Linked DNA regions of Homo sapiens: region 2 is linked to region 1. Evidence: chromatin loops called from intact Hi-C (ENCODE). Cell type or tissue: PC-3. All regions are shown on one strand. Each heading gives the region's core, and the rest is flanking DNA. Links, peaks and the distances in the headings are about the cores only. Region 1 has its middle 43 kb from the start of C5orf46. Region 2 holds the start of SPINK14 (serine peptidase inhibitor Kazal type 14 (putative)).

Region 1 (12,973 bases), core at 2,976-10,975:
GATTCCTAGGTATTTTATTCTCTTTGAAGCAATTGTGAATGGGAGTTCACTCATGATTTGGCTCTCTGTTTGTCTGTTGTTGGTGTATAAGAATGCTTGTGATTTTTGTACATTGATTTTGTATCCTGAGACTTTGCTGAAGTTGCTGATCAGCTTAAGGACATTTTGGGCTGAGACAATGGGGTTTTCTAGATATACAATCATGTCATCTGCAAACAGGGACAATTTGACTTCCTCTTTTCCTAATTGAATACCCTTTATTTCCTTCTCCTGCCTAATTGCCCTGGCCAGAATTTCCAACACTATGTTGAATAGGAGTGGTGAGAGAGGGCATCCCTGTCTTATGCCAGTTTTCAAAGGGAATGCTTCCAGTTTTTGCCCATTCAGTATGATATTGGCTGTGGGTTTGTCATAGATAGCTCCTATTATTTTGAAATACGTTCCATCAATACCTAATTTATTGAGAGTTTTTAGCATGAAGGGTTGTTGAATTTTGTCAAAGGCCTTTTTTGCATCTATTGAGATAATCATGTGGTTTTTGTCTTTGGTTCTGTTTATATGCTGAATTACACGTATTGATTTGCGTATATTGAACCAGCCTTGCATCCCAGGGATGAAGCCCACTTGATCATGGTGGATAAGCTTTTTGATGTGCTGCTGGATTCGGTTTGCCAGTATTTTATTGAGGATTTTTGCATCAATGTTCATCAAGGATATTGGTCTAAAATTCTCTTTTTTGGTTGTGTCTCTGCCAGGCTTTGGTATCAGAATGATGCTGGCCTCATAAAATGAGTTAGGGAGGATTCCCTCTTTTTCTATTGATTGGAATAGTTTCAGAAGGAATGGTACCAGTTCCTCCTTGTACCTCTGGTAGGATTCGGCTGTGAATCCATCTGCTCCTGGACTCTTTTTGGTTGGTAAGCTATTGATTATTGCCACAATTTCAGATCCTGTTATTGGTCTATTCAGAAATTCAACTTCTTCCTGGTTTAGTCTTGGGAGAGTGTATGTGTCAAGGAATTTATCCATTTCTTCTAGATTTTCTAGTTTATTTGCATAGAGGTGTTTGTAGTATTCTCTGATGGTAGTTTGTATTTCTGTGGGATCGGTGGTGATATCCCCTTTATCATTTTTTATTGCAACTATTTGATTCTTCTCTCTTTTTTTCTTTATTAGTCTTGCTAGCGGTCTATCAATTTTGTTGATCCTTTCAAAAAACCAGCTCCTGGATTCATTAATTTTTTGAAGGGTTTTTTATGTCTCTATTTCCTTCAGTTCTGCTCTGATTTTAGTTATTTCTTGCCTTCTGCTAGCTTTTGAATGTGTTTGCTCTTGCTTTTCTAGTTCTTTTAATTGTGATGTTAGGGTGTCAATTTTGGATCTTTCCTGCTTTCTCTTGTGGGCATTTAGTGCTATAAATTTCCCTCTACACACCGCTTTGAATGTGTCCCAGAGATTCTGGTATGTTGTGTCTTTGTTCTCGTTGGTTTCAAAGAACATCTTTATTTCTGCCTTCATTTCGTTAAGTACCCAGTAGTCACTCAGGAGCAGGTTGTTCAGTTTCCATGTTGTTGAGCAGTTTTGAGTGAGATTCTTAATCCTGAGTTCTAGTTTGATTTCACTGTGGTCTGAGAGATAGTTTGTTATAATTTGTGTTCTTTTACATTTGCTGAGGAGAGCTTTACTTCCAAGTATGTGGTCAATTTTGGAATAGGTGTGGTGTGGTGCTGAAAAAAATGTATATTCTGTTGATTTGGGGTGGAGAGTTCTGTAGATGTCTATTAGGTCTGCTTGGTGCAGAGCTGAGTTCAATTCCTTGGTATCCTTGTTGACTTTCTGTCTCGTTGATCTGTCTAATGTTGACAGTGGGGTGTTAAATTCTCCCACTATTAATGTGTGGGAGTCTAAGTCTCTTTGTAGGTCACTCAGGACTTGCTTTATGAATCTGGGTGCTCCTGTGTTGGGTGCATATATATTTAGGATAGTTAGCTCTTCTTGTTGAATTGATCCCTTTACCATTATGTAATGGCCTTCTTTGTCTCTTTTGATCTTTGTTGGTTTAAAGTCTGTTTTATCAGAGACTAGGATTGCAACCCCTGCCTTTTTTTGTTTTCCATTTGCTTGGTAGATCTTCCTCCATCCTTTTATTTTGAGCCTATGTGTGTCTCTGCACGTGAGATGGGTTTCCTGAATACAGCACACTGATGGGTCTTGACTCTTTATCCAATTTGCCAGTCTGTGTCTTTTAATTGGAACATTTAGTCCATTTACATTTAAAGTTAACATTGTTATGTGTGAATTTGATCCTGTCATGATGATGTTAGCTGGTGATTTTGCTCGTTAGTTGATGCAGTTTCTTCCTAGTCTCAATGGTCTTTACATTTTGGCATGATTTTGCAGCGGCTGGTACCGGTTGTTCCTTTCCATGTTTAGCGCTTCCTTCAGGAGCTCTTTTAGCGCAGGCCTGGTGGTGACAAAATCTCTCAGAATTTGCTTGTCTGTAAAGTATTTTATTTCTCTTTCACTTATGAAGCTTAGTTTGGCTGGATATGAAATTCTGGGTTGAAAATTCTTGTCTTTAAGAATGTTGAATACTGGCCCCCACTCTCTTCTGGCTTGTAGGGTTTCTTCCGAGAGATCTGCTGTTAGTCTGATGGGCTTCCCTTTGAGGGTAACCTGACCTTTCTCTCTGGCTGCCCTTAACATTTTTTCCTTCATTTCAACTTTGGTGAATCTGACAATTATGTGTCTTGGAGTTGCTCTTCTCGAGGAGTATCTTTGTGGCATTCTCTGTATTTCCTGAATCTGAATGTTGGCCTGCCTTGCTAGATTGGGGAAGTTCTCCTGGATAATATCCTGCAGAGTGTTTTCCAACTTGGTTCCATTCTCCCCATCACTTTCAGGTACACCAATCAGACGTAGATTTGGTCTTTTCACATAGTCCCATATTTCTTGGAGGCTTTGCTCATTTCTTTTTATTCTTTTTTCTCTAAACTTCCCTTCTCACTTCATTTCATTCATTTCATCTTCCATCGCTGATACCCTTTCTTCCAGTTGATGGCATTGGCTCCTGAGGCTTCTGCATTCTTCACGTAGTTCTCGAGCCTTGGTTTTCAGCTCCATCAGCTCCTTTAAGCACTTCTCTGTATTGGTTATTCTAGTTATACATTCTTCTAAATTTTTTTCAAAGTTTTCAACTTCTTTGCCTTTGGTTTGAATATCCTCCCGTAGCTCAGAGTAATTTGATCGTCTGAAGCCTTCTTCTCTCAGCTCGTCAAAGTCATTCTCCGTCCAGCTTTGTTCCGTTGCTGGTGAGGAACTGTGTTCCTTTGGAGGAGGACAGGTGCTCTGCTTTTTAGAGTTTCCAGTTTTTCTGTTCTGTTTTTTCCCCATCTTTGTGGTTTTATCTACTTTTGGTCTTTGATGATGGTGATGTACAGATGGGTTTTTGGTGTGGATGTCCTTTCTGTTTGTTAGTTTTCCTTGTAACAGACAGGACCCTCAGCTGCAGGTCTGTTGGAATACCCTGCCGTGTGAGGTATCAGTGTGTCCCTGCTGGGGGGTGCCTCCCAGTTAGGCTGCTCGGGGGTCAGGGGTCAGGCACCCACTTGAGGAGGCAGTCTGCCCCTTCTCAGATCTCCAGCTGCGTACTGGGAGAACCACTGCTCTCTTCAAAGCTGTCAGATAGGGACATTTAAGTCTGCAGAGGTTACTGCTGTCTTTTTGTTTGTCTGTGCCCTGCCCCAAGAGGTGGAGCCTACAGAGGCAGGCAGGCCTCCTTGAGCTGTGGTGGGCTCCACCCAGTTGGAGCTTCGAGGCTGCTTTGTTTACCTAAGCAAGCCTGGGCAATGGAGGGCGCCCCTCCCCCAGCCTCGCTGCCGCCTTGCAGTTTGATCTCAGACTGCTGTGCTAGCAATCAGCGAGACTCCGTGGGCGTAAGACCCTCCGAACCAGGTGTGGGACATAATCTCGTAGTGCGCCGTTTTTTAAGCCCGACGGAAAAGAGCAGTATTCGTGTGGGAGTGACCCGATTTTCCAGGTGCCATCCATCACCCCTTTCTTTGACTCTGAAAGGGAACTCCCTGACCCCTTGCGCTTCCCAAGTGAGGCAATGCCTCACCCTGCTTCGGCTCGCGCACGGTGTGCACACCCACTGGCCTGCGCCCGCTGTCTGGCACTCCCTAGTGAGATGAACCCGGTATCTAACATGGAAATGCAGAAATCACCCGTCTTCTGTGTCAGTCATGCTGGGAGCTGTAGACCGGAGCTGTTCCTATTCGGCCATCTTGGCTCCCTATTTTTTGTCTTTTTAATAACAGCCATTCTCACTGGGTAAGATGATATCTCATGGTGGTTTTGGTGTGTATTTCCCTGTTGATTAATAATATTGGAATTGTTTTATGTGTCTTCTTTTGAGAAGTGTCTTTTCATGTCCTTTGTACACTTTTCAATGGGGTTTTTTTTGCTTGTATATGTGCTTAAGTTCCTCATAGATTCTGGATCTTAGACTTTTGTTGGATGCATAGTTTGCAAAAGTTTTCCCTTATTCTGAAGGTTGTCTGTTTACTCTTTTGGTAGTTTCCTTTGCTGTGCAGAAGCTGGTTATTTCAATTAGGTCTCCATTGTCACTTTCTGTTTTTGTTGCATTTGCTTGTGAGGGCTTAGTCATAAATTCTTTGCTTAGACCAGTGTCCAAAAAAGTGTTTCCTAGGTTTTCTTCTAGGATTTTTATTGGTTGAGGCATTATATTTAAGTTTAAAATCCATCTTCAGTTAATTTTTGTATATGGTGAAAGGCAGGGTTCCAGTTTCGTTCATTTGCATAGGGTTAGCCAGTTATCCTAGCACCATTTATTAAATAGAAAATTCTTTCCCAATTGTTTCTTTTTGTCAGCTTTGTCAGGTCAGATGGTTTTAGATTTATGGCTTTATTTCTGTGCTATCTATTTTGTTCCACTGGTCTATTTTTGTACCAGTACCATACTATTTTGACTACTGTAGCCTTGTAGTATAGTTTGAAGTCAGGTAATGTGATGCCTCCAGTTTTATTCTTTTTACTCAAGATTGCTCTGACTGGGCTCTTTTGGCTTCATATGAATTTTAGAATTTTGTTTTCTAATTTGTGAAAAGTGATGTTGGTAATTTAATAGGAATTGCATTGAATCTATAGATTGCTTTGGCCAGTATGGTCATTTTAACAACATTGATTCTTTCTTTCTTTCTTTTCTTTTTTTTTTTTTTTTTTTGAAACAGAGTCTCGCTCTGTCACCCAGGCTGGAGTACAGTTGCATGACCTTGGCTCACTGCAGCTTCTCCTCCCAGGTTCAAGTGATTCACCTGCCACAGCCTCAGCCTCCCGAGTAGCTAGGATTACAGGCATGCACCACCACTCCCAGCTAATTTTTTTTGTATTTTTAGTAGTGACGGGGTTTCGTCATGTTGGCCAGGCTGGTCTCGAACTCCTGACCTCAAGTGATGTGCCTGCCTCGGCCTCCCAAACTGCTGGGATTATAGATGTGAGCCACCATGCCCAGCCAATGTTGATTCTTTCAACCCATTAGCATAAAATATTTTTCCATTTGTTTGTGTCATTTATGATTTATTTCAACTGTGTTTTGTAGTTCACCTTATAGAGATCTTTCACCTCCTTGCTTATATGTATTCCTAGATACTGTATTTTATTTTTGTGAGCTGCCCATGTTTTAATTGGCTCATTTTTTATTGAGTTGTAACAGTTCTTTATATATCTTAGATAATAGACCCTTATCAAATATAGCCGATTCTCACTATTTGTAGGTTTTATATTTGTGAATTTGCCTATTTGCTAAAATTATTTGTATTCCCCAAATCAGTGGTCATTTGAAGATATGCAGAGCAGTGAAAAATTTAGTTGCTAGAGGTGCACATTCTTAGCTGAGGTTGACTAAGGCATTGCTCTATCTTCTTGTTTCAGCTTTCATACAGAGATTACCAGAAGATTGCCAGTGCAGTATACTGCAAAAAGTTTCAGCTCTGGGGTCAGTTGCACGGGTTTGAGTCTCAACTCAGACCTGTGAGGCAGCCTCAGGTAAGTTTCTTATCTCTTCTGAACCTTGTTTCCCCTTTTGTAAATTAAAGAAAATAGAGTCTACCAAAATGAGTTACTTTTAGGATATAAGATTATAATCTATGATATATATCCAAACATTATATATGATGTAAATATATATACATTATATATACAATGTAAATATATATACATTATATATACAATGTAAATATATAATGCAAATATATATATAATTGGGATATACATATACACACACATACACACAGAGTGTATATAAAAATGTGTATATTTCTCTAGGAACAACGTTCCAATATTTGCTAATTCAATGTCTGCAGTGACTTTTAGAACCTGAGTATTACAAATAACACAAATAAGAAGAATCCACTATGTATAATTTGTAAATACTGTTTCCCATTTGGTAGGTGGTCATTTCACTTTCTTGATAGTGTCTTTTGATACAAAAAAGTTATTAATTTTGATGAAGTGCAATTTGTCTATTCTTTATTTTGTTGTTTGTGTCTCCAGTTCTAACTTTTAAGTCAAAGTGATTTTTAGTTCAGTCACAGGTGAAACAACTATGCTGATATGGGTGGGGTTCCATTCATTCATAAACGGCTGCATAAACACTTAGAAGAGAAGGTTGATTGATTTGCGGAGAGTTATACAGCTAATAGAGGGCAGAGTTAAGAATCAAACCCATGTCTGATGTTGAAACCTATAATCTCAAGTGCTTTAATTATGCAGAAAGGATATTTATGATGAGCTAAAGTTGATGGTAAACTTTTTTTTAAAGAGTGGGTAGCATTTAAACCAAAGGAAGAAAGGAAGTGTTTTTCTTTTCAGGGAACTGTTATTTGTAGAAGATATGTTCAAATATAACAGATAAGTACAAATAAGCATTGGCAAACCCTTGTTATCACTTCTAGTTCTTTGTTGCAAGAATATTATCCCACTATCTGAGAACTTAGATGTTATTAATAGAGGGGTAGGCTGTTGTAATCACTACTTATGGACACAAGAGGGTGCTAAAAGATCTCAGTTCTCCTAGTTCTTTATGTCCAGGTGTAGAAAATCTGTTCCCTTTCCTTAATGTTGTTTCTCTGTGTGAAAATAAACTTAGATTTAAAAGTTCAGAAAGACATTAATAGAGATAAATGAAAATACTGCCTAATATACAAATATTATTCAGATTTCCAGAATAACAGAAATTTAGTAGAGTTCTTAAAGATTTGGTACTATTTTACATGAATGTAGTAAAATGTCAGATCTAGAGAGAACATTTGAGATTACTCTTTTTTCCCCTTCCTGCTCTCTTTCTTCCTTCCCTCTCCCTTCTTTTTTCCTTCCATTTTGTTAAGCAATATTTCCAATCTGACAAACAAAACAAACTATAAGTACAACTATTCTTCATGAAATGAAGACAGGGCACTGAAGCCCAATCTCTGACCTTATTTCACCACCATGGCTGGCCTGGTGATATGTCTGGGTAGCCTCAGGGTGTCACGTAAAAGAGTTTAAAGTATAATTGCCGATGTCCAGGTGGTTGGAAAACTATGCACTCAGATTGAATCCTGCCCCTGACTGTTTTCATATAATTTGTGAGCCAAAGTAGTTTTTACTTATTTAAGTGGTTGGAAAAAAATGACAGACTATCTCATGATGTAAAAATGACATAAAATGCAAATTTCAATGCCTATATACAAAGTTTTATTGGAACACAGCAATGTTCATCATGTAAGTGTTGCCTATGGCTGTTTTCATGCTATAGTTGCAGAGTTGAGTAGTTGCAACAGACATCATATCTCAGCTTCTTTAATAGACATAAAATCATATGAAGTAAAAATTAAAATACAATATTGTTAGATTTGCAGCATATATTATGTAACATATTTGTAACATGTATGATGTTATATAAAGTTATATATATATACACACACATACAACAATAAGTACAATAGCTATGGTAGTATAAATTTAAAGTAGACTGTGATAATTAAAATATGTATAGTAAACTCTAGAGCAGCCGTTAACAAAACAAAACCATTAATGATTGTAGAAGAAATTAAAGGAATTAATATATTACATTAGAAAATATTCTCTCAATGCAAAAAAAAGCAGTAAAGGAGAAATAGAGGAACAAAAAGACATGAAACGTAGAGAAATAAACAAGCTAAAAGGTAGATGCAAATCCAATTATATCAATAATAATGTTAAATTTGAACGGATTAAATAGTTTAGTCAAAAATTGTCAAACTCAAATAAAAAACAAGATGCAATTATTTGCTGTGTTTAGGAGACTTTGTTTTTGTTTTTTTGTTTTAGATTTTAGTTTTAATTGACAAATAATTATATATATTATGTGGTACAATGTTATGTTATAATACATGTGTACTTTGTGCGATGATTAAATCAGACTAATTAACATATTTACCACATCACATACTTATCATTTCTTTATTGTGAGAACATTTGAAATCTACTTTTTTAAAGAAATTTTGAAATATACAATAATTATTATTAACTGTAGTCACTATGCTATGCAACAGATCACTAGAATCAGTCCTCCTAACCAACTGAAACTTTGTACCCTTTGAGTAACGTATCCAGTTTTCCCATCCACCCTCCAATTCCCTGATCCCTCCCAGGCTCTAGTAACCACCATTTTACTCTCTACTTCTATGAGTTTGACTTTCATAGAGTCCACATGTATGTGATATCAAGCAGTCTTTGTCTTTCTAAGCCTGGCTTATTTCACTTGGATAACGTCCTCCATGTTTATCCTTGTTGTCACAATAACAGCATTTTCTTTATTTATAAGACTGAATAATATTCCATTATGCATATACCACATTCTTTTTACCCATTCATCCATCAATGGACATTTAGGTTGCTTCCATGTCTTAACTATTGTGAATATCACTTCAATAAAATATGAGAATGCAGATAATCTTTATGAGATCCTGATTTCAATCTCTTTAGGTATAAACCTAGAAGTGGGCTTGCTGGATCATATGGTAATTTTTTTTTTCTTTTTGAGAAACTTTCATACTGTTTTCTAAAATGACTATATTAATTTACATCCCCATCAACCATGTATAAGGGGTCCCTATAGGAGATACTATTTTAGATTCAAGGATACAAATTGGTTGAAAGTAAAAGAATAGAAAATTATATGTCTTGCAAATAGCAACCACAAGAAAGCTGAAATGGCTATACTAACATCAGACAAAATCATCTTTACAAGAGAAAGAATATGGCCGGCAAAGCCTAACGTATTTACTACCTGGCCCTTTATAGAAAAAGTTTGCCACTCCATGCTCTAGGTGCTTATGATGACTCACTGGGATAAAATGAAATATATTACACTCATTATTATATTTTAAAATTCAAATTATTATTATTATTTTATTTATTTATTTATTTTTGAGACAGAGTCTCACTCTGTTGCCCAGGCTGGAGTGCAGTGGCGCGATCTCAGCTCACTGTAACCTCCACCTCCCGGGTTCAAGCAATTCTGCCTCAGTCTCCTGAGTAGCTGGGATTACAGGTGCGCGCCACCATGCCCGGCTAATTTTTGTTGTTGTTGTCGTTGTATTTTTAGTACAGACGGGGTTTCGCCATGTTGGTCAGGCTAGTCTCGAACTCCTGACCGCCTGATCCACCCGCCTCAGCCTCCTAAAGTGCTGGGATTACAGGTGTGAGCCACTGCGCCTGGCCAAAATTCAAATTATTTTAAAAGTTTTACTTGTGGTATGTTTTATACTATATATGTTAGCGTAGCTTATGTATATAATTTATGGGTAAGTAAAAAATATATATTTTTGGTGTTCATGTGCAGAAATGTTTTCCTCATTGCAGTGAGTAAATAAACACCTTAAGAAACTACTCTAGAGGGTTGTGGGATAAACAATTACATATTAGGTACAATATATACTACTCAGGTGAGGAGTGCGCTAAAATCTCAAGATTTGCTTTTATATAATTCATCCACATAACCAAAAGCCACTGCACCTCTAAAGCTATAAAAATAAAAAAAGTGTTTTAAAAATCTCACTCTGTCTTAATCCTATTGTTTTACAAGTGGGAAAAAGAAAATCAAAAGAGGTAAAATCATTATTCAAGGGCCCAAAGTGAAATTTTTGCAGAATCAGCTACAGGCTCCTGCTTTTTGTACTGTACTTTTTTTTTCAAACTTTTAATTTTAATGGGTACATAGTAGGTATACCGTCATTTTGCCGACATGCCCACCCCATCCCCTGCTGCCTTACAGTCTGGGGCTTCTGACATAAGGAGCACTTGTGGTAATTTCAGATTCTCACTATTGCTGGACTAATTACTACATAACACATGCAGAACCTTTTTCCTAGTCTTTGTATAAATCTTGGTATGCTATAGCATTAGGAGTGCATTTTTGCTCTAGAGAGAGGTTGAAGAATATCCTCAATTGATCCCAAGCACCTTCTCTGAGGTTGGAAATATCTCCTAGAAAGATGCAGTAGAAGCCTATACACATTCTGCATGGTACAGTCATATTTCAATTTGGAAGTGTGGTGCCAGGAACAATGATATTGGGAAAGTGTCTGTAGTTAACTTTAGACCTCCCTAATTGGAATGATGCAGCTTGATTGAGAAAGTCACAAGTCAAGAGAGACACACAAAAACTTGTGCACTTCCAGAAGAAGGTCCAGGAAGATGAAAAGATGGACAATATTATGTCTAGGAAGAACAGTAGAGGAGTTAGATGGTGTTTAGCTTATAGATGGCTCAGGTGCCAAAATAGTTATTTTCAAATATCCAAATGACTATCTTGAGAAAGAAGGAACAAAGCTGCTCCATAGGCCCAGACTAGGACCTTTGAGTAGAATTTGCAGTGATTTAGAGTTGGGCATGCTAGTCAGAGAGGTCTAATGATGGACTGGATGTCACATCAGAGAGACCACATCAGAGAGACCACATCAGAGAGATGTGGATGTAATGCCTGCCTTCATCTCTTATTGCCTGTATGGCCCTGGGATTATAAATAGTAATCATGTTTTGCAATATTGTTTATGTGGTTCGTTTCTTACTCTTCCACACATCCTTGTACCTCATGCTCCCACCTCTAGCTTATATTGCCAGGATTTTGAAACTCAAGACTGGGAGAGTAGTTTGAGAAAAATAGTTCTTATACCCAAAGTTTGACTTTTAGAGTCAAAGGCCAGAAAATCTAGAATAAAGTAGAACATAAAACATATGCTAAAATAACAGATCGGAAAATACGCTGCACTGTCCCTTGAGACCAAATAAAAATTACAAGGGCTAAAGGTTAAGATATGGAGGAAAGGCAATGTTGAGGGAAGAGGTTGGTGGGGTCCAACATGCCAAGGGCTCAACATACCTGGAGGAACCAGACAGACAGAGGGGAATCAGTACTGTGACTCATCAACTGCTAATAGAAGGATGTTATCAACCGTGAGCTGGGAGTCAAGTTATTGAATGCAGATCATGGGATCACGTTAGACATTTGGGCCAGTGTCACAAATCATCCATGCCATTGAGTTACGTTAGCTCTCCTTATAATGTCCCGTAAAGGCCTCCCACTGACAGCACCACCAGAGCTCTGCTCATGGTCTTCTAGGAGTGAGGGGTCTTTGGGACTGAAATTTTGCTCAGCCCTATTGAACTGGCTCCGTGTGGTATAACTTTTTGTTTGTCAGATATATTCTAAGGCTCCTTGGAGACGATGAGATGTTTCGTGAACACCAACAGAAGGATTACATGGAAGAGAAGCCTCACTGTGCCTTGGCAGGAATTAATAGAACTGGTTTTGAGGTCTGTTCCATGCCACTCAATTGCATTCCAGATTGTATATAAACTATATTTTTACCTTTGTAATCCAGCTGCAGTTAATTATTCTAGAACTTAAAAAATTATAGATTATAACATTAGTCATTATTTTATAGGGTGACTGTAAGATTAAATGACATAAAGCACGAAAGTATCAGCATACTGATTGTCTTAGAATATATATGTTCATTAGTCATTATTTCATAGGGTGACTGTAAGATTAAATGACATGAAGTATGAACGTATCAGCACACTGATTGTCTTAGAATACATATGTTCAGTAAGTGGAAGTTGTTATTTTTTTTCAAGGTGTGATGAGATCTTGTGAAACCGAACGACAATTTGATCTTTTTGTGGTAAAAGACCATTCAAATTCCTGAATGTGATAATGGTCATGGTGAGTGATTTGTCGATTTAGAGTTAGTACTTTTTTTTTAACCTCCTGTGCACAGGCTGCAGGCAGTATCACAATAACATTGGACAGTTTTACACAACAAAGTCTGGGCCCAAATCGAGATAATGTGATTTCGTAGACATAGAACAGGGTTCAAAATTTCATATTATTAACAAGCTACTTCCTTCTGGAGGTCGCAGGGGAAAATCAGTTTCCTTTTCCTTGCCAGCTGTTAGAGGCTGCCAACATTTCTTGGTTCATGGCTCTGGGTCACCCCAAATTCTTCTTCTATTGTCACTTCTGCTTCTATTGTCACATCTTCCTCTCTGACTCTGACTCTCCTGCCTCCCTTTTATAAAAACACTTGTGATTATATTGAACTCTCCAGGATAATCCAAAGTAATGTTTCTATCTGAGTATCCTAAATTTGATTGCCTATACCTATTCTTAGGGCCCAGAACCTAAGAATATGTTACCTTACATGGCAAAAGGGACTTATTCTCCCACATCTTTGGGAGCCATTACTTTGTGTACTGCAAATGGAAACTTTTTTTTGGCTGCTAAATACACAGAAAAACCCCTAGATAATTTCCTTTTTTTCCACCTATGTATATGAGTAAAGGACTTTTTGTTATATGCTACCACCCTTGTAAGTATCCATTTCATAGGTATACAGTTGTCCCAGGATGCTGATAAAGAGTAGAC
Region 2 (12,973 bases), core at 3,059-11,058, 220 kb after region 1:
TATCTCTGGCTTATAGATGGCGATATTCTTTGTGAGCCTTCTCATGATTTTTCTTCTTTGCTTGTCTTTATCCCAATTTTTTCTTCTCATAAGAACACCAGTCATACTGAATCAGAGCCCACCCCAATGACCTAATTTAACCTTAATTACTTCTTTAAATACCCTATCTCCAAATACTGCCACATTCTGATATACTGGATATCAGGATCATAACACATGAATTTAAGGGTTATATAATTCTGTTCAAAACAAAATTGAGATGTAAAGTGAAACCTGAAGCTGATATTAGACAAAAATGTCAATCATAACTTGTAATTATATTTTTCCTATTTAATCAAATAAGCCTTGATATTCATGCTGTTTGATTTTATTGCAAGCGTATGGTATAAGTGAAATAATTCCTAATTGCAGAATACTCTTTTGTGAGCTTCATTAAGAAAGTAGGGATCTTGGCTGGGTGCAGTGGCCCACGCCTGTAATCCCAGCACTTTAGGAGGCCAAGTCTGGCGGATCACCTGAGGTCAGGAGTTTCAGACCAGCCTGACCAATGTGGAGGAACCCCGTCTCTACTAAAAATACAAAATTAGCCGGATGTAGTGGTGCATGCCTGTAATCGTAGCTACTCAGGAGGCTGAGGCAGGAGAATTGCTTGAACCCGGGAGGCAGAGGTTGCAGTGAGCCAAGATCGCACCATTGCACTCCAGCCTTGGTAACAAGAGCGAAACTCCGTCTCAAAAAAAAAAAAAGGAAAGTAGGGATCTTAAAGTTAATAACAAATACTTTCTAAGTCAAAAATAATAAAACAAGCAAAATAAAGATGGGAATTATATGTTGATAAAATAATAAGAAAGATGTTGTACCAGTAAACGAAGACAATGGTTTCTACGTTTTTAGAAAAATCTTTAAAAAAAAAATACTGGGAGCAATTTGTTAAGAGAAAATCAGAGCTTATGTAAATATACTAACTTTTTCCATTTAAAGGTAAATAATTATATACTTATGAATTATAAATGTTTTAAATGTGTTAAGTAAGCTCAATCTATAAATTATAGATTATATATAAATATATAAAACCTCTTAACATTTAGGGACAATCAGGCACTCATGCAGACATATTGAAATGTATGGAGATAAATTTTCTTACCAAAAATAAAAACCCCAAAATCAGATATGACAGAAGATTTTAATATATGTAATTAAATAATTTATTGGGAAGAAGTATATAGCTAGATGGAAAGAAAATAAAAAAAAGTAGGGGAGGTAGGTGTTGCCATTCTCATTCTAGCACTGCGGAAGGTCAACAGCATTCTCTCTCAGGGTGCTGCAACCTTTTATACACTTCAATGATTCATACACCTCTTGTGGATGTATATGCATCAGCTATTACTTTGCAAGGTTGGAATTCTAAACCAGTCGATAGTCTTATTAAGATATGTTAAGAGTAGCCAGGTGCGGTGGCTCACACCTTTAATTCTAGCACTTTGGGGGGCCGAGGCAGGTGAGTCACCTGAGGTCAGGAGTATGAGAGTCTGGCCAACATGGCGAAACCCCGTCTCTACTAACAATAAAAAAAAAAAAATAGTTGGGTGTGGTGGCATACACCTGTAGTCCCAGCTACTTAGGAGACTGAGGCAGAAGAATCACTTGAACCCAAGAGGCAGAGGTTGCATTGAGCCAAGATTGTGCCACTGCACTACAGCCTGAGTTACAGAGTGAGACTCCATCTCAAAAAAAAAAAAAAAAAAAAGATATGTTAGGAGACTGGTGCCCAAGGAAGTAATGAAAAGAAAGGCTGAAATTCAGTTTGAGTTATTAGTATTTGCCACCACTGTTGTCAGATCTTGTACCAGGTTCTATGGATACAGTGATGTCCAGGACAATTTCTGCCTTTGTGGATAGCCTTCTTAGGGGTGAGTAACATAGAGACACAGAAACAGACAGGGAGACTGCCAGGAGATAAGGACATTCAGAAATAGATTTAAGAGAGTAGTGCTGTCAATAGCAGGAGATGGAAATAAAACAAGAAAATAAGGGAATAGAATATCGCCCTTATTCTTCAGTTTAGAACCTGGGGAAATGAAAGATTTTTATCTCAGAATTTAAGTCCTCATTAAAATGGTCTTTCAAAAACATTAAAAATGAAACTGATAGAATATTCACTGTAGCGATATTTAGCTCCTTTCTTATTCTGGCAGGCCTGAAAGGGCTCCTTCTGAAAGTTGAAAGAATATAAACTTATTTTCTCCTTAGAAGAGGTGGACAGTTTGCAGATGGTGAATTATTGTCTTCTTCCTTGAAGGTTAAATCTAGGGTAAAAATAAATGTGTTTTCTCCTAGGAAGAGGTGTATAGATTACAGATAGCACATTTTTGTTTCCTTGCTTGTGTTTGAGGCTTTTGAACTTTCTTGATTGTGGTATCAGCCTGTTCTTGCACTGCCACAAAAAACTACCTGAAACTGAGCAATACATAAAGAAAAGAAGTTAATTGGCTCACAGTTTCGCAGGCTGTACAGGAAGCATGGCTCAGGAGGCTTCAGGAAACTTAGAATCATGGCAAAAGTTGGGAAAAGAAAGCAGGGGAAGCAAGCACATCTTACATGGCTGGAAAAGGAGGAAGAGATTGTGGAAGGTGCCACACACTTTTAAACAACCAGATCTCATGAGAACTCACTCACTATCATAAGAACAGCAGGGAGGAAATCTGCCCCTATGACCCAATCACCTCTCACCAGGTCTCTCGTCCAACATTGAGGATTATAATTCAACACAAGACTTGGGCAAATCCAAATCATATCATTTCACCCCTGGCCCCTCCCAAATTTTATGTCCTTCTCACATTGCAAAATACAATCATCCCTTCTCAACAGTCCCCCAATTCTTAACTCATTTCAGCATTAACTCAAAAGTCCACAGTCTAAAGTCTTATCTGAGACAAGGCAAGTTCCTTTCACCTGTGAAACTGTGAAATAAATAACAAGTTAGTTACTTTCAAGATACAATGGGGATACAGGAATTGGGTAAACATACCCATTCCAAAAGGGAGAAATCAACCAAAATAAAGGGGCTACAGGCCCCATGCAAGTCTTAAACCCATCAGTGCAGTCATTAAGTCTTAAAGCTCCAAAATAATCTTGTTTGACTCCATGTCTCATATCCAGGCCACACCAATGCAAGGGATGGGCTCATAAGGCCTTGGGGATCTCTACCCCTGTGGCTTTGCAGGGTACAGCACCCTTGGCTGCTTTCACAGGCCGGTGTTGAGTGCCTGCAGCTTTTGCAGGATCACAGTGCAAGCTGTTGGTGGATCTACAATTCTGGGGTCTGGAGGATGGTATCCCTTTTCTCACAGCTCCACTAGGCAGTGATCCAGTGGAGACCCTGTGTAGGTGATCCAATCCCACATTTCCCCTCTTTACTGCCCTAGTAGGGGTTCTTCATATGGGCTCTCTGCAGCAGACTTCTGCCTGGTCAAAGCCATTCAACAAGTCTCTAGGGAGTTTCAAACTCTCCCTCAACTTCCTGTCTTCTTTTGAGCCCTCCAAAATTGTTCCAACCTCTTCCCATTACCCAGTCCCAAAGCTGCTTCCACAGCTTTAGATGGCCAAAGCTCTGCCCCTTAGACATCCTATAAGATACTGTGGGCAGAATTTGTTGTCCCAAAGTGAAGTGGAGAGAAGCAAGTAACTCTTTGGAAGGGATCATAAATGGGAAGAAAGACAAATCAGTTAAGACCCAGATGAGTTTTCCATCAAGGCCTACTTTGAGGATTTCTTATTTTCCTTCTCATTTCTGAGGAAACTTATCTCTAGGTTACAGCTTTTTAACTTTCCCCCTTCTTGATAATTCTCTTTAAATAATTTTATCATATTATTATTATTTTATGAGATATAATTAGATGCTATTATATTATGTTTATACTTTTAAGTTTAGTATATATGTATGCATTTCCCTGTCCTTACCTTTTTTATAAAGAAAATATGTACCCTTGTACATCCAGGGGCAGGAGTTTTAGGGAGAATGAAGGGTTAGGGTGGCTTTCTCTGCTCCACCTCTTGGTTAATCCCAATGGACAGGGAGTAGCAGCCCATGGTGGTGGTTGGGACCGGGGAGCTGGCCAGCTGGAACCAGCAGGGCAGTGACTGGGTAGTTGACAGAGGATCTCGGAATGACACAAAGGGGTACATAAACAGATAATTTAGGACAGGAAGTAAGGTTAAGAAATAGCATTTTTATTTTATGCTATAAGAATTGCATATCTGCAAGGTAGAGGAGCTGACACTTGGATTATACAAGGCTAAATATTGGCCCTCTGATACGGTTTGGCTCTCTGTCCCCACTCAAATCTCATCTTGTAGCACCCATAATTCCCACGTGTTGTGGGAGGGACCCAGTGGGAGATGATTGAATCATGGGGGCGAGTCTTTCCCATGTTGTTCCCGTGATAGTGAATGGGTCTCATGAGATCTGATGGTTTTCTCTGCACAATGAGAGTTCTCTGCACAAGCTCTCTCTTTCTGCCTGCCACCATCCACATAAGATATGACTTGTTCCTCCTTGCCTTCCACCATGATTGTGAGGCTTCTCCAGCTACGTGGAACTGTGAGTTCTCCATTAAACCTCTTTTCTTTGTAAATTGCCCAGTCTCGAGTATATCTTTATCAGTAGCGTGAAAATGAACCAACACACCCTCTAAAGGAGTTAGAGGGAAAGTAAAAATAAAACAAAACAAAAAATGTTTTGGTTTTTTGTTTTGTTATTCATGTTATGCAAAGAGAAAAGATAAGAAGATCTGTTATTTGGAATGTAAGGTGGTTCTTCTGAAGCAAACATTGTACATGACAAAGTTAAACAGGCAAGAATGATTTTATTTAAGGTTATTGCAGTCAGGAAGAGAGGCCAGAACTCAGCCTGAACCCAAGTCACTGAAACAAAGGAAATGGGAGGGTTTTTAAGGGCTGGGGTGAGCTAATGCCAAGTACTGGAGGATATTAGGGAGAAACCATAGGCCATCTGTGTTTGCTAATTGGCTTAATCCAAACTAAAAAAAAGCTCATATCTTTATGATAGGAGGTGTTTTTGCAAATTGGAGCAAGGTGCTTACCACCCTCAAAGGTAGCTCTGTACTATTCCACAGAAACTAGTAGATACGGGCACTATTTGCCTTAATGATTACATTTCAAAGGGATGTCCCTCAGGCCACTGAGAAAGACAGTCCTGGGTTGGGTTGTTAAACTGGCAAGAGGCTTCTAAAAGGATTTACAAGTCAAATGGATATATAAAGAAATTAGAGTTACACATTATAAAGTAAATGCTTCACAAAAAAAGGAGGTCAGTGGCTTAGAGTTAAGAAGCTTATCTACAGTTCAGTTGAGCCAAGGGGAAGGTTAAAGCCATAAAACCATCTTGGTCAGTCCAAATAACTGGTTATCCAAACCCATAGTCAAGACCAGTGCAAAAGAATGTACAAGTCTGGTTAATGCTGTCCTAGGGCTTCCCTAAAATCCTTGAGAAGGGGAAGGCTTAATCCTACAGCCTGGATGGTACCAATTATTTGCGTGGTATCTGGTGGTTTTTCTCTGAGGGATAAAGCATTGTTGCCACTTATCAGTACTGTGGTGGAAATATAATTGGTCATCAGAATGAGGTGGACTATGAAATTTCTAACCATTGGGCAGTGGAGCTGAGACTTTCTGCAGGAGGACAGTGGTAGAGCCTTAGATCAATCCTGTGACACTAGAAGATTTTGCACCCATGAAAGGTGATAAGAATCTGCTTTGGACAACAGGAGGAGGCACTGGGTTTTGAAGATGTGGGTTTGAGGTGAAATTGGAACACATAAATTGAATTACTTCACAGCTAGGGAGGCTGGAATTCGGTGAGAAAGCCCTAAGCTGTAGCTTTTGGAATTAGACTGGGTGTAATAGATGATGACAAAATCATAGACTAAGGATTCTCTGAGGGAGATATGATCCTTTAATCTTACTTATTGTCTTCTCCCAATATTAGTTCAACTGAAATTTGGGGGAGTTTGGAAGAAGTAAAGATGTTCTAGCCTTAATTATTTCCTGTAGCACTTGGTTTTCCTCTGTGTGCTTCAGGATTAAGCGATGTTTATAGACCTCCCTCTGTTATCTTGTTTTTGCATCTATTAAATAGAGCCATGTGGCCATAACATGCAATTCTCTTTATCTTAGAATATTTTGCTTCAGTTTTACATAGTTAAAATATCGGATTTGTGGCATTTTATTGTTTGATTCCTCAATGCTAATATAAATGAGAAACACAGGGGTCATGATTAATACCTAAATGTCACAAGATTCAGAAAACACAAATATTGGAAATTTCCTCCTCAAGTCTGCTTTCCTTGAGTAATTATTTGTTTAATGACTTTTCCTGTAGTGTGTCTAAGCTCCATTAGGGTAAGGATGATGCCAATAGTTTTCACAGCTGTACTTTCAGGGCCCCTCACAATTCCTGACAAATCAGAATCCCAGACTGTAGAAGACCTATGGAAACTCACCTTATGAGTGATGCTCTGCTAATAAAATTTGCAGCAAAACAAAGTTAAAAAAAATGTAAATTATTTATTCTCAGATGGGAAGTAATTTCACACTTATTATTTTTGAATGCCATAAAATGAGTCCGTGGCTCTGAATTTACAACACTCACATCCATATAGTGGCTGAGAAGAAGCCAAATTAAAATAGCATTTATTGGTGGCTTATCTGGCTCAGTTTTCAAAGCTGTTTAAGTGTTTGTTCAATTAAACCTCCAAAGAGCACTTGATGGAATGTGTGATTACCCAATAGCGCAAAATGGAAAATTCTGTGGTCCAGATAGAATAAATTACTTTCCAAGTTGACAAAACATTATAAATTGATGTTCTGATTCTGCGTTCAGAATCCTTTCTAAACAACAGGATGCATCTACCTTTCCAAACTGGGGAACAAATGATCTACTCAGGAAGATAGCAGGTTGTTTTCAAAATATTTCTTGTAAGTATGGAGCCCAGAATTACAAGTATGGAGCCCAGAAATGTGATGAAAACCACCACCTCTCTCATATTCTAGGTGACCTAAGTTCTTTCTGGAAGTTTTCAATGGGTTTATTTACAGGCATTTATTAAAATAAAATATTAAAAGACAAGTTAACTGAGGTAAATAAAAATCTGCCTATGCTAGCACTATTAATAACAATAAAAAATTGGCATCACCCTAATTGAGCAACAATTAAAGAATATTAGTATAATTAAAATCCACATATGTGATGGAATATGACACCAGGCATCTAAATTCATGTTCAATATATTTAGAGATCAAGAAAATGTAATAGTGCATTTCTAAGTGAAAAAACAATATATATTATAAAAGTTGAATATTGTAATAAAACATATGTACCTGTGTGATTATGTATATATATTTAAACTGGAAGAATATAATTTTATATATATTTAATAGGTACCTCTGAGTTGTAAGATTTCACACCTTTTTATTTCATTTGTATATTTTTTGTTTTATATATTTTATTTCATTTTGTATGTTTCTTTTTTTTCATATTTCTATTTGGCCATTTCTATTTGTATGTTTCTACTTGCTCCGCCTCCCTCTCTTTTTTGTATATTTCTATTTTATAAATTTTCTAAGTGAGCATATATTTTCTTTGTATAAGAAAAATAGCTTTTTACAGAAGGAATGGTAGAGGCCAGAAGTTCAGATAATAGGAGGACCTTAAGCTATAATAATATATCTTCCCTGTTAAAATGGCAAAGGCTCTGGGTTACTACAGGCACAAGGCTGGATCTACTGCAAATGGTATCCAAGGATCTCATCTGTCACTGCAACCTCCTGTACCAGCCTTTTCTTTATTAGATGTTTCCACACATGTTTTCATTCTGGTCCTAATACTGGTCCTGGTCTTGATACTAATTATTGTTGTGGAACATGTTATATTCTTTCTGCTTGCTCTTTCCTACTGTGGGATGTTTTCTCATGCTATTGCCTCTCTTGAATTGCCTGCTAATGGCTGCCCTTTCCAGTGATCTCTTCTTACCCTCCTCAGGTCTTCCCCTGCTGAGGTTTGATGCAATCTGAATGATGGATCTCCAGGGCCTGCTCAGTCCAGCACACAATGCCTCAGTGACTTTTCTGTCCTACGCAGCAGTTACTCTATTTCCTCCTGGGGCCCTAATACATGCTTCTTAGAAGGAGCACATTATATTCCTCTTCCTTTTCTCTTCTTTCTGAGGTGGGTCAGCTGTGACATGAGGGATGGAGAGAGTGGGCCTCTGTGTTTTGCTCTAGTTTTCTGGCTGCAGCTGAACTTGTACTGTTCCTGTTCCATTTCTGGAGGAAGCCAGGGAAAATATCAGGATGAGATGGGGGTGTGTTTAGCAAAACATGGTGTCCCAGATTGTGCCAGGAGTAGGCATGGTAGGCAACCTTTCATAGTGTACAAAGAACTTGCAATCATCCTGAGAGTAGAATACTCTGGCTACATTTTAATGTCTTAAGTAACACCTGCCACATCAGAGCACATCAGCAGAGTTTATATAAATTATCCATTGACATGTGTTGCAGACAGAGATAAAAGCCTAGAGAACATATGGAAGACCAGGCTACTTTTCTAGAATTAGGAATGGAGGAACAGTTAAATGTGGTCCTTGGTCAGGCCCTGGAAACTGCAGTTTCCATTCTCTGGGGTCAGAAATGTTGCTACAAGGAAAGTCCATCCCGAGGGAGGATTTGCTCTCTGACTTTTCCCTTTCTGTGTCTGGATTAAAATAGCTGTGGGACCCCAGTGAGATGGCAGATAATGATTTTTCTCCCTGTGAATGTCCTCAAAGAGTCTGGGATTCAACATCAGAAGATCCTTGGTATAGACAAGCATGCCTGAATCATCAGAAATCTTTGTCTTAATCCAAAGAGGTATTCTTTGCTTGACGAGCAAGTACAGATCCACTCCACTTATTGAGAAGTTCATGTTGTCTAGGGACCTCAATAGCCCCATCTTTTTTTTTGCATCCCCTCAAAAGATAAATTTAGGTGAAGCTTCAGGTAAGGAGTTGCTTTTTCATGACATGTAAAATGTTTTCCCACTAAAATAATACACTTATGCCCACAGAGTAACCTATGATTTACTTCTGAGTATTCAAAGATCTGTTACTGAGCTCTATACTTTTAATCAAGATAGTTATTCAAGGTTTAACTTTTTAAACATTTGTTTCTGAAGAAGAATGGAATAGGCTTTCCAAATACATAGTACTGAGGATACAATGGGTGGAGTAGAGATGGCTCTTCATTGTAAAAGTCATCTTAAATCCTGATTGTCTCTACTTTAGTGATTGTATTAGAGGGCAACAACCTGAGACAATATTTCAGAGCATCATTCCAAGGACACACCAGGAGGAAAAATGGCCAAATCTTTCCCAGTATTCTCACTTTTGTCCTTTATCTTGATACATTTGGTGTTATCTTCTGGTGAGTAATTTAGCTGGTCTTGGCCAGCAGTTGAAATTGATTTGTGGGCTTTTACATCATAATCTGAGAGAGAATGCTTTGAAATTGTTCTTTAACTGGGATGAATATATATATATGTGTATATATATATAAATTATCCATTGACGTGTTGCAGAGTGTATATATGTATATATATATTTATATATATACTCAGAGTATATGACAAAATGAAGGTCTCTGCCCATTGAATCAGTATTTTAGACTCTCTCTGTCTCTATATTTGTATATACACACATATACATATACATATATATACACACACATGTATATATATACTCTGAGTATACTCAGAGTATATATATGTATACACATACTCAGAGTATATATATATATATACACACACACACACACACACACATACATATATATATATATAGAGAGAGAGAGTCTAAAAGACTGATTCAATGGGCAGAGACCTTTGTTTTGCCATCTTTTGCATGCCGATTATGAGATTTAACTCATGAGGGCAAGGAGGCTTGGGTGACTCACTGAGGTAACATGTAAAAGTGACTAGCAATATAATATGCATACATGAGATCACATCTGGAAAATTTAGAGTGTTTGATTTGCTGTGTATTTGACTGGACCATTATCTTTTGTGCCCTCTTCTAGAGAAGAAATCATGTAGGGAGTCATAAAGAGGCCTAGCCTCAAGGGCTGCAGAGCTTGCTTTTTCACATATCTACCAAGAATTCCTGAGTATTACCCAGGTGTCTTTCATGCCTAAAAAAATATGATGATTGGGCCAAAAGATCACTTTAAAGTTACAGCATTGCTTATTTCTTTCATACATAGATTACCAGCTCTAAGTCCTCTCAAGTCCAAGCTAATTAGGAAAATTATTTAGTACACTGGACTGCCAGCCTTTATGAAACAGTGATGCATCTATATAGTCCCCTGCTGATATCAATTAGGAGTAAAAGATTTATTTCACATTTAAAAAAATGAATGAATACATGTATAAATGAAATAATGTTTTCCATTGCTGAAAACTTCCTTGATAATAAATTAGAACTCGTTTATTCTGCCAACAGATTAAGCTATGATTTAACAGGAATTAAATTCTGTAACTATTTTCATGTATTCTCTAGTTTCAGGCCCTAGACACTGGTGGCCACCACGTGGAATTATTAAGGTAATGTTCCATTAAATTTCCCCCCAGGACTTACATTATAATATGAGTTCTTTTTTTTTGGAATTGTTACTGTGGAAACTTAATGCCTCAAGGTCACCCGTAATAGTCTTCAAGGCCTATTTGTACGAGGGTGGTGGATACACTGCTGAAACAGTACCCCAGAGTAGAGATCCAAACTTGGAACCCAGACAACATTCACTCATACATACACCAGAGAACCCTCTTTAGTGCCTGAGAAATATTGAAGAGTATTGACAATTGCCAGGAGCATGACAGGTTCTTAAGAGCCTATGGACTTGGGCATAACATGGTCCTGGCTCTCAAGGAGCTCACAGTCTGATGGAAACAATGACTTAAAAGAATGCTCCTAAATGTCTTGAGATGTACAGAGAATGCCTATGTAAGTTGTGAATGCAGAAGGCAACTTCTGGATATGGATGGAAGAAAATGTGAAGAACAGTAGATACCTGAACAGAGCCTCAAACTATGTTTGCAACTTGGATGAGGGCAAAATGGAGACATCTTTTTCATTTTCGTCTACCTTAATGAGCACTGCATATAATGTGAGGTCAATCGATATTTGATAAGTGAGGGAAAAGATGAATGAGGGATTAAACTTTTCATTTTGATTCACATTTGCATCACTGTATTCCTTCCCTTTAGAAGTATTAGCACCTTAAGCTTTTGTCTAATTCATAAATTTTAAATTTTATTTCTTCTTTGTAAAAAAGTCTGTCATGAGTTGACTGCTGAGAAAGATATTTTGAGGGCAGCTCTACCTTCAAGAGACCCGGGGACCAGAATGTGAAGCTTGTCAGAGGCTACTGCCCCAGAAAATATCTGCAGAATTTGTCCAGGATTTATACCCTGGTCTCATAAAGCTGAGTTCTGGAATTTTCTTCTGCAGAAATTTACCTGCAGGATAAGTCTGCCTCATGCCCATAAATCCATAAACAATAATAAATGCGCTCACTTTTACTTATTTTCTTTAAAAAATATTTATTAATCACCTATGCTGTGCCCTAAGATACACTATTGAGGAAAGCAGTTATATTCCTTTTCCTCATGAACCTTGCAGATAACCAAAAAAGGAAGAAACCAACTATGATTTATGGTAAATTTTATAAATACAAGAAATAAAATGGTATGATAGAGAATATCTGTTGAGTGTAGAGATAACTACTATAAACAATGGGTTCAGGCAAGGTTTGTCTGTCATGGGGATATCTAAGGTGAGACTTGAAGGATAAAAAGTAGCCACCCAGGTGAAGAGGGGGGAGAAAGACCTTACCTACCTGGGTCACTAATTGAAGCCCTGTGTGACTGGAGCACAGACAGGGAAGAAAAGTGGCGGATGCTACAGTGAGAGCAGCAGGTGGGATTCTCACCTGAAGAATGCATAACTTCCTCCAAAGAGAGAGAGAGAGAAAAGAAGCTATATTTATAGACAACAATATAAACTGTTCTTACTCTTGTCTTTGATAACTGTATATTCTTTCAGATTCAACTATTTTATATCTCATTTATTCATTTGGCAAATGTTTATATAGCAATGACTAATGCCAATATATGTGCTGGGCACATAATGACTAGCCTAATCAGACACAAATCTTTCCCTTCTGGGCTTATACTCCTTTGGGGGTGTGGGATTAGTTAAATAATTAAACAAATGCGTTGTTACAAACTGATTAAAAGTATAAAAATAAATAACAGAGAGTTGTGACCGTATTTTAATAAATAGTTCTCAGAAAGTGGGTTATAACCTGAGCTCTAAAGTTAGAATGAGTTTAGGTTGAGAAAAAATATATTTGGTGGGGTGGTTATGACACGTCAGAAGACCTTGAGGTGAGGGAAAGATAAAGAATTTATAAAAAAGAAAAGCAAACTAACGAACTTACTAAAAGGGCAGAAAGCAAGGTAGTATCAGGTAAGGGCGGAAGATTTGGGAGGTTCCAGGTCACATAGGGACTTTTAGCCCATATTAAGAAATACTTTTTTATAATGTGCAATGAGGTTCGACGAAAGGACCTTAATCAAGGAAATAAAATGATTCAATAGAAGTTTAAAATATGAAACTTCAGGAAATAAGGAATAAAGGAAATGGAGGGATTAGTTGGGTAACGATGGTGGCCTGGCCATGATGGTGGTGTTGAATAAAAAAAGAGGGAAGAGGAATTTCTAAGTTAAAACATGACCCCCTTCTTTCCAAATTCCTAGCCAAAACTTTCTCCTACTTTGTGCGTGAGGTATTTTATCTGTACCAATCTCATGACACTTATGGAGTCCCTGAGAACACTAGCCTCAAGCTTCATAATCCCAGAG

The links. A loop is a pair of places that touch in the nucleus more often than their neighbours do. Peaks named below come from ENCODE experiments on the same cell type or tissue, not always from the same donor. Only the 100,000 strongest peaks of a DNase experiment are listed, where the experiment ranks them.
Region 2: a loop joins it to region 1, with 6 times the contacts of the local background. A loop is called at or near these places in 7 of 110 quality-filtered maps.

Annotation. Positions count from the first base shown.
Region 1 is chr5:147,942,840-147,955,812 of GRCh38, forward strand. No RefSeq gene overlaps it. Among named protein-coding and RNA genes, the nearest start is that of C5orf46, 43 kb to the left of the region's middle. RefSeq lists an enhancer at 3,492-4,064. In PC-3, for the core only: a CTCF peak has its summit at 7,074 (motif pointing right); a DNase peak (open chromatin) is centred at 7,072.
Region 2 is chr5:148,160,323-148,173,295 of GRCh38, forward strand. SPINK14 (serine peptidase inhibitor Kazal type 14 (putative)) reads left to right here and starts at 8,224. Exons shown (of 5, transcript NM_001001325.2): 1 at 8,224-8,245; 2 at 9,339-9,477; 3 at 10,608-10,651. The coding sequence starts at 9,411. In PC-3, for the core only: no CTCF peak of the experiment used is centred there; a DNase peak (open chromatin) is centred at 9,999.